2 separate regions of the Homo sapiens genome follow, and region 1 is linked to region 2. Evidence: read pairs that join two places in POLR2A ChIA-PET (ENCODE). Cell type or tissue: B cell. All regions are shown on one strand. Each heading gives the region's core, and the rest is flanking DNA. Links, peaks and the distances in the headings are about the cores only.

Evidence for each region. ChIA-PET counts read pairs that join two places held together with the same protein. Peaks named below come from ENCODE experiments on the same cell type or tissue, not always from the same donor. Only the 100,000 strongest peaks of a DNase experiment are listed, where the experiment ranks them.
Region 1: POLR2A ChIA-PET joins it to region 2 with 6 read pairs; 1 of 35 experiments calls an interaction of 5 or more read pairs at or near these places.

Annotation. Positions count from the first base shown.
Region 1 is chr7:44,064,039-44,068,753 of GRCh38, reverse strand. DBNL (drebrin like) reads right to left here. Exons shown (of 13, transcript NM_001014436.3): 13 at 1-4,715. It overlaps PGAM2 (phosphoglycerate mutase 2), which reads left to right and starts at 3,187. Exons shown (of 3, transcript NM_000290.4): 1 at 3,187-3,638; 2 at 3,742-3,922. The coding sequence starts at 3,225. RefSeq lists enhancers at 501-570, 3,421-3,490, 3,551-3,600, 3,791-3,850, 4,495-4,604 and a silencer at 2,171-2,240. In B cell, for the core only: no CTCF peak of the experiment used is centred there; no DNase peak of the experiment used is centred there; H3K27ac peaks cover 2,590 bases.
Region 2 is chr7:44,335,351-44,341,402 of GRCh38, reverse strand. No RefSeq gene overlaps it. Among named protein-coding and RNA genes, the nearest start is that of CAMK2B, 13 kb to the right of the region's middle. RefSeq lists an enhancer at 2,495-2,564. In B cell, for the core only: no CTCF peak of the experiment used is centred there; a DNase peak (open chromatin) is centred at 2,552; H3K4me3 peaks cover 704 bases; H3K27ac peaks cover 756 bases.

The sequences.
Region 1 (4,715 bases), core at 191-4,190, 270 kb after region 2:
TTTATGGACTCCATGCTTTGTCATTTCCATTCTGTTTAAGAATATTCACCAATACTTTCTGAAGGCTGGTTATAAATAGCTGCTTTGAAGTCTGTATCTGATCATTCCAATAGTTGAATCATCTCAGGATGGGCATGTATTGATCATCTTCTTTTCTCCCATGTTAAGATTTTCCTGGTTTTCATACACTGGGTTATTTTGGATAACCTGGATATTTTAAATATTATGTTGAGACTCTGGACCTTGTTTAAATCCTAAGCAGAATGTTGACTGTTTAAAGTGTTTGCACTACTAGTCATATTAGTCCTGTATCTACACCGGTCAGTCTGGGACCTGCAATGTGCATCTAGGGTCAGCCCTGTGCGCAGCTTGGCAGCAAGCCAATGACTTCACATATCACTTTATCGGATCACTCACTTCATCTCTCCCTTCTCTGTACTCTCCCTGAAACACAACAGCTCCCTGCAACATCCCTACCAAGACCTCCAGCCACAAATCTGGGGCTCTTTCCCTACCTACCCTGCTGCATACTCCCTGAAACTGCATCCAGGGCCCAGCGCAGGGGGGCAGAAAGGAGCTGCAGAAGGTGGTTGCCCCATGCTTTTGGGGCCATGGCTCCTCTAGACAGAGGGTAGCGTTACCCTCTCAGGTTTCAAGTGCGTACCCAGCTCACACTACCGTCACTGTGCCACCACTGCCACCTCCATGTTACTGCCCAGGAGCTGGGGTAGAGAAGAAAAGAAAAATTGGAGGGATTCCCCCAACTCACTGACTTCGAGGGGCTTCACATCCCACTCCTCTGATTCTTCCTGGAGCTCTTTCTGTTGGTGCACTTGAGGTTTCAAGCCGCCTGTGTGTCCAGGCTAGGCAATACTTGTTACCTCACCACTTCTCTGCGGAACTTTGAATCTGATCTCCTTTTCTTATCTGTCTACTGACAGCTGCTCCTGCATCTGTCCAGGATTGGTGGCTGTCAGTGGGAGAGACATGGGAAGATGCTCCCTCCACCTTCCTGGGACCACCTTGTTGACTCAGCAGCCTTCCTCGCCGCCCACCATGCTATGCCTTCCTGGATGGAGGCCCTGAGGGTGGCTTTTGGTTTTCCTACCCCTGTACCCCTCCAAGAAAGCTCTGGCACACTGCAGAGGCCAGCAACTACTTGTCAAATGAATCAAAGGAAAGTCAAGCCGGAGCCAAGGGTCAGAAGCAGGGGCTTGCTTCCCCGAAGTCCAGCCCTTCTTTGGGCTCCCCTTTCCTTTTTGACACCTCCTGCTTGGTTGGCAGTGAGGTCTCCCAGGTCTGGGGGATCCTTGCCACTGCTTCTGCACCCAGCCCTGGCTAAGCGGCCTTGTTCTCATCAAAGCTGCCGAGACCTGCAGGGTACTCAGCTTCTACTTCCACTCCTACACAGCTGCAAGTGACTTGAAAATATGACCATGCTTCAAAGTCTCCAGTGATTCCCACTGTGTTGGGACACAAAGCCCACCTCTCTGCCATGTGCCCCTGATGGTCGCTGCCCCAGCTTGTTTGCTTTCTGTAGGGCTTGGGTCTTTGCCAACCCCTCTACCTGAATTGCTCTCCCTGTAGGACTCATCATAGCTGAGGCCTTTGCACTCCGCTCTTTCCACTCACATGTCACCTCAGGGCTGTCCCCGGCCTCTCCTTTCCCATCTCTCCCAGTACATTATGGTCCTTCCTTCCTAGCATCTGGTGCTATCTACGGTAGGCATGTTTAGCTGCTGGTACGATCCCTCCTCCACTGAAATATGGGCTTCATGTCTGGCCCCTGTGGGACTGCCAGAGCCTGGTCCTCAGTCATGTTTAGTTGGGCTAGTGAATCAACTCTTGGTCAAAGGGACAAAAGCAGATGAGGAGATGTGGCTTCAATCAGGATCAGTGTGGAACAGTGAGACCTGCGCATGGCACTGCTAGGAGGGATGGGTTCCACCTGCCAGCCTTGGGGGTCCTGGCAGCCGACAGGACTTTGCCCACTGGGACTTGTCTGCCAACCTTTGGGTACAGAGCCTTAGCTTCACAGGCCCCAAGCCAGGAGCCCCTCCCCAGGTAGGCCAGCAGGGATGGAGGGAGGCCTGTCGAGGGTTTCTTGCACACTCAGATCCAAGTCTCAGAGTGGTGGTCCCTCTGCTGGCCTCTCACCTACCCGCTCCTGTTATCAGAAGTGTCGCAGGTGACAGTGTGGTCACTGGGGTGGGAGGAAATGGGAGGCCCTGGATGGGGCCCATGCCCAAGGGTCTGGCCATGGCCCCTTCATTAGGGCCCCAATTGTGACTTTATTGCTCATAGTCTCTTCCCTGCCTTGGTGGCTCTCATCCCCCAAACCTGAATGCAGAAGTCTTGGTCCTAGACTCAACTCCGTGCCACCCTTCAGCCTACGTTGTGGGTTCCTGCTAAGCTGAGCATTTACCTAACAATCAAGACTTCTGACAGTCCTCAGTCCTGCCCCCAAACCCCCTTGGATTTCTCTTTTTCAAGGTGGTTTCGGCTAGGAGAGTGAGCGTGGCTTGGGTGAGGGCAGATAGGGTGGGAGCATGGGGCATGTATGGATGAGACCTTGACAAAGGGACCCCGGAGGAAAGACAGGGGCCCTTTCCCCCTTTGTCCTGGAAACCCGGCTCAGCCCCAGCCCTTGCCCATTCTGCTGCTGCTGCCTGGTACCTTCCACAAGGCCAGACTCCTCTCCACAAAGCTGTGGTCTGCACCAGCTCCTCTGGCTCTCCTCCTCTGCCTGCTGAGGGCCGCCTCCTAGCCTGGCTGCCAATCACAGGAGAAAGGGGTTGGGATTTTGTTTGTGCCTCTGTCTGAGCAGAGAATGGCTGATAGGCCACTGAGCGTTGCCCTGGAGAGCCCCTCTGTCCCTGCTATCCCCATCTCCCCTGGCCCAGACTTCTGCCCTTCACGCCCATCCCTGACCAGCAGCCCCACTCAGTCTGGGCTCTGGGTGCCAGCTGGTTATAGACATGCCACCTGAACCCAGGCCAGGAGCTGGTGGATGCGTGGGGCTATTTTAAGCACAGCCTCTTGGCCTGCACACTCCCCTGGCCCCCAGCCCCCAGCAGCTCAGCTACTGGTCACCTGCCACCGCCTGGAATGCTGATTGGCAGTTGGCTGGGGTGGGTGGGGGCTGGGAAGACACTATTATAAAGCTGGGAGTGTTGGGAAGCAGCCGTCCCCGTCCAGAGTCCTCTGTGGTCCCTGCTGCCACCATGGCCACTCACCGCCTCGTGATGGTCCGGCACGGCGAGAGCACATGGAACCAGGAGAACCGTTTCTGTGGCTGGTTCGATGCAGAGCTGAGTGAAAAGGGGACCGAGGAGGCCAAGCGGGGAGCCAAGGCCATCAAGGATGCCAAGATGGAGTTTGACATCTGCTACACGTCAGTGCTGAAGCGGGCCATCCGCACCCTCTGGGCCATCCTGGACGGCACGGACCAGATGTGGCTGCCTGTGGTGCGCACTTGGCGCCTCAATGAGCGGCATTACGGGGGCCTCACAGGCCTCAACAAGGCAGAAACGGCCGCCAAGCACGGGGAGGAGCAGGTGAAGATCTGGAGGCGCTCCTTCGACATCCCGCCGCCCCCGATGGACGAGAAGCACCCCTACTACAACTCCATTAGCAAGGTGGGCTGCCTTTGCTGGGAAGGCCTCTGGGAAGCTGCAGAGTGGGGAGTCGGGTGGGGGCCCACTGGCTTGGGAGGGAAAGCAGCGTGCCTGTGTCCCCCAGGAGCGTCGGTACGCAGGCCTGAAGCCCGGGGAACTCCCCACCTGCGAGAGCCTCAAGGACACCATTGCCCGGGCCCTGCCCTTCTGGAACGAGGAGATTGTTCCCCAGATCAAGGCCGGCAAGCGAGTGCTCATTGCAGCCCACGGGAACAGCCTGCGGGGCATTGTCAAGCACCTGGAAGGTGAGGCCACCTTCAGGAGCCTGGGCAGGGTGGGTGGGCAGCAGCCCCAGCTGGCTTCTCATCTCAGCAAAGTCTCTCGCCCATGGACCAGGCTTTCTAGGCGTGGGGCTCCACATCATTCACTGAAAAAGGAGGGCTGAGAAGCCATTTTTTAGTTTTGTGAAATTTTCCCCATTTCTGTGTAACTGGGACACACTCCACAGGGGCTGACTGCACTCGAAGCTCGCTGTGTCCCGAGGTGGGGCAGGCTCCAAAGGTGGCATCTGCCAAGGGACACCCAGCTAGGAAACGGAAGGGCTGGGCTTAGAGCATCTGGCTCCAAATCCCAACTTACTGTGGGGCCCTGGACAAGCCACCTCCATCTCTGGGCCTCTCCCTTTTCCGGGGTGGTGGGGAGCTCCCCCTGGTACTGAATTCCTCTTGATGTAGGCTTGGACCCCTCGCAGGGCCCTCCCCCATCAGGTCCTCAGAATCCCTGCATGAGCTTCACCACCTATCTCCCTCTGGAGCCCCTCTCTGGGCAAAGGAAAGACCAATCAAAAGAGGGGTGCAGGACTATGGAGTGGCCAGACTCTGGGCTTGCAGCTGGGCTCCCACTGAAGAGCAAGGGCTGACAAATGGGCCCGGGATGCATGGGCGCAGTAAGGCCTCGCCCAGAGTGACTGGCACCTCCGCTCCGCCTCCCACCTTAGTATTCTGACACAAGGGCAGTCTAAATTAGCATCTGAATGACCTTAAAGCTTGTTGAGTCCTGGAAAGGCTAGAAGGGTGTGCCCCAGACCTCCTGCTCCTA
Region 2 (6,052 bases), core at 772-4,771:
TGCCATCCTAATCTGATAGGATTGGTGGCCTTCTAAGAAGAGGAAGAAAGATCTCTCTGTCCCCATACACAGACAATGGGTAGCCAGATGACAGCCCTCTGCAAGCCAGGAAGAGGGCCCTCACCAGAACCCAACCATGCAGGCACACTGATCCTGAACTTCCAGCCTCCAGAACTGTGGGAACACTAATCTCTGCTGTTTAAGCCACCCTGTCTGTGGTATTTTGTTATGGTAGCCTGAGCTGACTAGTACAAATGTCGATATTTTTAAAATTGTGCTTATATGTATCAGCAACAAACAATAAAAAAAGATATAAAAATTACCATTTATTAGCTGGGCATGGTGGCTCATGCCTATAATCCCAGCACTTTGGGAGGCCGAGGTGGGTGGAACACCTGAGGTCAGGAGTTTGAAACCAGCCTGGCCAACATGGTGAAATCCCGTCTCTACTAAAAATACAAAAATTAGCCAGGCATGGTGGTGGGCACCTGTAATCCCAGCTACTTGGGAGGCTGAGGCAGGAGAATCGCTTGAATCCGGGAGGCAGAGGTTGCAGTGAGCCGAGATCGCGCCACTGCACTTCAGCCTGGGCGACAGAACGAGACTCTATCTCAAAAAAAAAAAAAAATCATTTATAATAGTGTTCAAAACCAACAAATACCTAGTAGTAAATCTAACAAAAGACATGCAAAACGTTTACACAGGAAATTATTTACTGAGATAAGTACATCTAAATAAGTGGAAGGATATATCCCATATTTGTGGATTGCAAGATGCAATATTAAATAATTTTGATTCTCTGGAATCTGAGCTATAGTTTTAGTGCACACACACCCCACCCCCAAATCCTAGAAGCGTTTTGATGGTGTGTGTATGTGCACGCGCTTGTGTGCGTGTGTGTGTGTGTGTGTGTAAATGACATACTGATTCTAAAATCTACTTGAAATTGCAAAGAACCAAGAATAGGTAAGATAAATTTGAAGAAGGAGAAGGAAGAGGAGGTAGAGGAGGAGGAAGAGGACAAGGATGAGAAGGGGAGGAGGAGCAACATCAAAGCTGGAGGACTTATACTACCATGCATCTAGACTCACTGTAAAACTACAGGAATCATCCAGTGTGATCTTGGTCAAGTACAGACAAATAGAATAACGGAATGAATCAGAGTCCAGAAACACTTTATCATATAATGGGAAAATAATTTTTTATAAAATTATTCCCGGGTGAATTGAATATATATATGGAAAGAAAATCTTGATGTCTACTTTACAACACAAACACCCCCACTTAATTCATAAGGATTGTAGAACTAAATCTAAGGAACAGACAATAAAGCTGTAGGAAAATAAACCATAGGTGATCATCTTTATGACCTTGGAAGTAGATAGTAATTTCTTAAGTGGGATATAAAAAGCACAAATGCCATTGAGCAAAAAAACTGATAAATTTGCTCACATTGAAATTAAGAACTTATATTTCTCAAAAGACATCATTAATAATGTGAAACAGGGTGAAAAGACAAGCCAGAGTGGGAAAAGATATTTGCAGTGAATGTATCTGACAAAGGACTCCTATCCAGAATATATAAAGAGCTTCCACAGGTTGGGTGTGGTGGCTTATGCCTGTAATCTAGCACTTTGAGTGGCTGAGGTGGGAGGATCGCTTGAACCCAGGAGCTTGAGACCAGCCTGGGCCATAGGGTAAGACCTCGTCTCTACAAAAAAAAAAAAAAAAAAAAAATTAACCAGGAGTGGTGGTGCACACCTGTAGTCCCAGCTACTTGGGAGGCTGAGATGGGAGCATTGCTTGAGCCCAGGAGGTCGAGGCTGTAGTGAATTGTGACGGCACCACTGCACCCTAGCCTGAGTGACAGAGTGAGACCCTGTCTCAAGAAAAAGATGAAAGAAAGAAGAAAGAAAGAAAAAGAAAGAAAGAGAAAAGAAAGGAAGGAAGGAAAGAACTTCTACAAATCAATAAGGAAAAGACAATCCAATAGAAAAATATGTTAAAAACATGAACTACATTGTACAAAAAGGGATATCCAAATGGTCCAAAAACCCATGAAAAGGCACTCATCCTTAAGAGCACCTCATGAGTCTTCAGGGAAATGAAAATTAAAAACCACAATGTAATATGCCCCCCCACCCCTGACCACACTCACTATAATGACCAAAAATCTTACAATACCAGTTGTCATCTGCAAGACTATGGAGCAACCAGAACTCTCGTGTTGTGCTGTGGGAATGTAAGTCAACACACTTTGAAATCCTGTGGCAGTGTCCATTAAAAGCGAGCACCCACATACCCAGTGACCCAGAAATTCCATGCCTAGATATTTGCTGAACAGAAATGGATGCTTAAGTTCACCAGGACATGAACAAAGATGTTCGTCATAGCATTATTCGTAACAGCTCAGAACTGAAAACCACCCTGGTGTTCATTATCGGTAGAATGGGGATTTACATAATAAATGTATAAATATATGTAAATAAATTCACATGATTTAGACTAGACACATGATTTAGACTAGACGAAAAAGTTGCTATTGCTACATACAGAAACATATTTGAATATCACAAACATAACATTTGGGGGTTTTCCCAGACACAAAAGAGGAACTACTTTATAATTCTACGTATTTAAACCTCAAAACCAGGGTATACTAGTCTATGTTGGCAGAGGTTGAGATAGTAGCTACCACTATGGGAGGGGAGAGGACATAAGGTATGCAGATATTGTTCCTTTTCTTAATTGAAGTGCTGAGTGAAGGTGGAAATTTACTGAATGTTTACTTGTAATCTGTGTGCTTTTCTATTTACATTCCACCTCATTAAGAAACCATTATGGAAGTCATCTTCCTTCTGTACCCTTGCTCCATTCTGTTGCCCTCTTCCTTCTTCATGCCCTTACAGAGCTGCTGCTTTTTTGTTTGTTTTATTTTGAAGTAATCTTAAATTTACAGAAAAGTTGCAAAATAGTAAAAAGAGCTCCTATATACTATTCAACCAAATTCCCCAGTTGTTAATACTTTACTACATTTGACTTATCAGTCTTTCTCTCTATATATATACTAATGTATTTTTTTCCTGAATCATTTAATAACAAGTTGTAGATGTGATTCTTCGTCATCCCGTTAAGCCCTTGTGCAAAACAAGGGTCCTTTCCTATATGAACACAGTACAACTGTCAAAATCAGGAAATTGATCTTTATCTGATATTACCATTGAATCCACAGATCCATTCAAAGTTTGCTTATGACATTACTGCCTTAATAATTTCATCAACTATGCAGAGGCAATGCTGTGTTCTTCCTACAGCATTTATATCGGGGGCTCACAATGCTGACTTGTCCCACTCTTCTATCGCATGGTTAAGATGGTGTCTGCTGGATCTCTCCATGTAGCGCTCCTTAGTCCTTCCTGTAGATCTCAGTTTCCATCTGGTATTATTTTCCTTGCCCTGGAGGATGTCCATAGCTTTGACTGTATTACAGGTCTTCTGTCAATGAATTCTCAGTCTTGTCTAAATGTCTTCATTTCAACCTTGTTTTAAAAGGGTATTTTTGCTAGATGAGTATCTTTTTGGTTGAAGCTTTTTTCCTTTCAGCACTTTCATGATGCCATTCAATTGTTTCTGCCTCCATTGTTCCTGGTGAGAAGTTGGTAATGATTCTTATACTTGTTTCCCTGTAAGTAATGTTATACCTCCCAGCAAACCCAGCTGCTTTCAGAATTTTCTTAGGTTTTCAGAACTGTGTGTCTGAGTGTTGTTATTTTTTCTGTTTATCCTGATTTGAGTTTATTGAGACTACTGGATATGTAAATTGATGTTTTTCATCAAATTTGGGATGTTTTGGCCATTATTTCTTCACATATTTGTTCTGCCCCAATTTTACTACACCTTTTCCTTTGAGACTCTGATTACGTATGTGTTAGATTATGTGATACTATTCCACAAGGTTCGCAGGCTCTATTCACTTTCCTTCAGCCTTTTTTCCTTGTGATCTTCAGATAATGTTTATTGATCTGTCTTCATGTTTATCGACTCTTCTACTATCTCCAATCTGCTATTAAGCCTTCCAGTGAATTTTTCATTTCAATTATTATACTTTTTAGTTTTAAAATTTGTATCCAGATACCATTTTGGGGCTGAGTTTTCCTATATACTCACTGATTAAGACTATATCTTACTTTAATTATTTGGACATATTTATAATCGCCACATTACAGTCTGCTAAGCCCAACATCTGGGTCATTTTAGATTAAGTTACTGTTCTATAGTCTGCTTTATTCTTGCCTGGGCATCACATTTTCCTATTTCCTTATATACCTGGCAATTTTTTTTAAAAATTGAATACTAGATTTTGTGGCTAATATATTGTGAAACTCAAAATTGTGTTAACTTCCTCTGAAGAATGTTGATTATTGTTTTAGTAGGCAATTTAATTATTGGCAGATGACTTTGAACTTCCTTACTTAGGGTTCATGTTTTGTTACTGCAGATGCACGGAACATCCAAAATGTTTCCTAAGCCTCTCTAATTTGGCATGACTCAGTTCTTCCCTTTGTATGTGCAGCTTAGTTGTCAGTCAAGGACTTGCAGAGCTCCTGTGTGGGGTTCTGGGACCCCTGCGTGCACAGCTCCCTCTTCTCCAATGCTTGGCTCCACGCATGCCCACTGCTCCCGCTGCTCCACCTCTTCAGCTCCACATGACCCCCGTGCCCTGCCCAGACTCCGGTGCCGTGTGCCACAGTCAGAAAACTCTGTCGGGGAGCACGGAGCAATCACGGGGCTCACCTCCTAAGCGTCCCTTCCCACAGGGATCTGAGTCTTGCACTCCCTGAAAACAGCTGCCTCACGTACTTTGTCCAGATTCATGGTTATTTTTGGTGGGAGGGCTAGTCTGGTAAAACAGCTAGAAGTGGAAGTCACAAGTGATTTTGGCTGGAGAAGGTGATGCTTGTTTCCACATCCAATTTGTCCATGCCCTCCTTGACCTACTGCAACCCAGCCTCTGGCGTTTCTCTGCCTGGAGACTTCTCGACCCAGCTTCCATGACACTCTTCTCTCCTGGATTTGCCCCCGCCCCTTTACTTGCTCTTTCTTTGTCTCCTTAATCACCCCTTCCTCAAACCATCTCCTTGATGCCGCCTCCCTCAGAGACCCCTTATGAGCCCTTTTCTCTCCTCCTGTGACACTCACTAGACTGCAACTCAATCCTTCCTTCTATTGATCATTCTCCCGCCTGTGCCTTCAATTCTTCTCTTTATCTTGGCCTCTAGGCCATATTTTCACTGATACTGCAGGTAGTGGATATTTAGGAGGCCCTTAAACACTACACTCCCTAATTGGAATTTAATATCTGTACCCCATACCTGTTCCTCCTTTTCGTTTTCCCTTTATCCTGCCATTATAGAAAAATAGGAGAGATCCATGCAGCCCCAGCCCCTCCACACTCACTTCTCACTTGCAGTAGGCCACCAAGTCCTGATTCTGAAATATTATTCCAAATGGATGTCCTCTAGCCCCCCGCCAATACATGATAGCTCCTGTTAGCACTGTTAGCATGGATAGTGGCTACAAAGCTGAGGTTGCTACATATGGAGTTTCCAGGGTGTGGTAAAACAGTAGTTAGGCCTGGCCCCCTAGCAATTTCTCTCTGGGGTCAGGGGGAAGTGTTGGGGAGGGGGAAGTTGAGGAGGGGTTTAGAAGATCCCTGGGAGCTTGTGGAGGGGACCCGGACCTACCCAATTCCTGCAGAGGCCCACAGTCCTGGTAGGAGGCTCTGAGGGAGAGCCACTGGGTAGAAACCTAAGTAGGTGGGAGGCAGGAGCTGTCCATTGCCCTCCAGGCCCCAGGGGCTGTGCTAGCATGAGGGGCACCCCAGCCTGGAGGTTGAGTAGCCTGGAGGTTGAGTAGGTTGAGTAGCCCATTATCAGGGCTACTTCAGGCTCTACCTGAGTCTGCTGGCTGTCATGCAGCTGGCCCCTGTGAGGGTCTGGGCCCACTGGCCAGCCTGCTGAGACGCCAGCCGAAGTCCTCCCTCCAGGTGTGT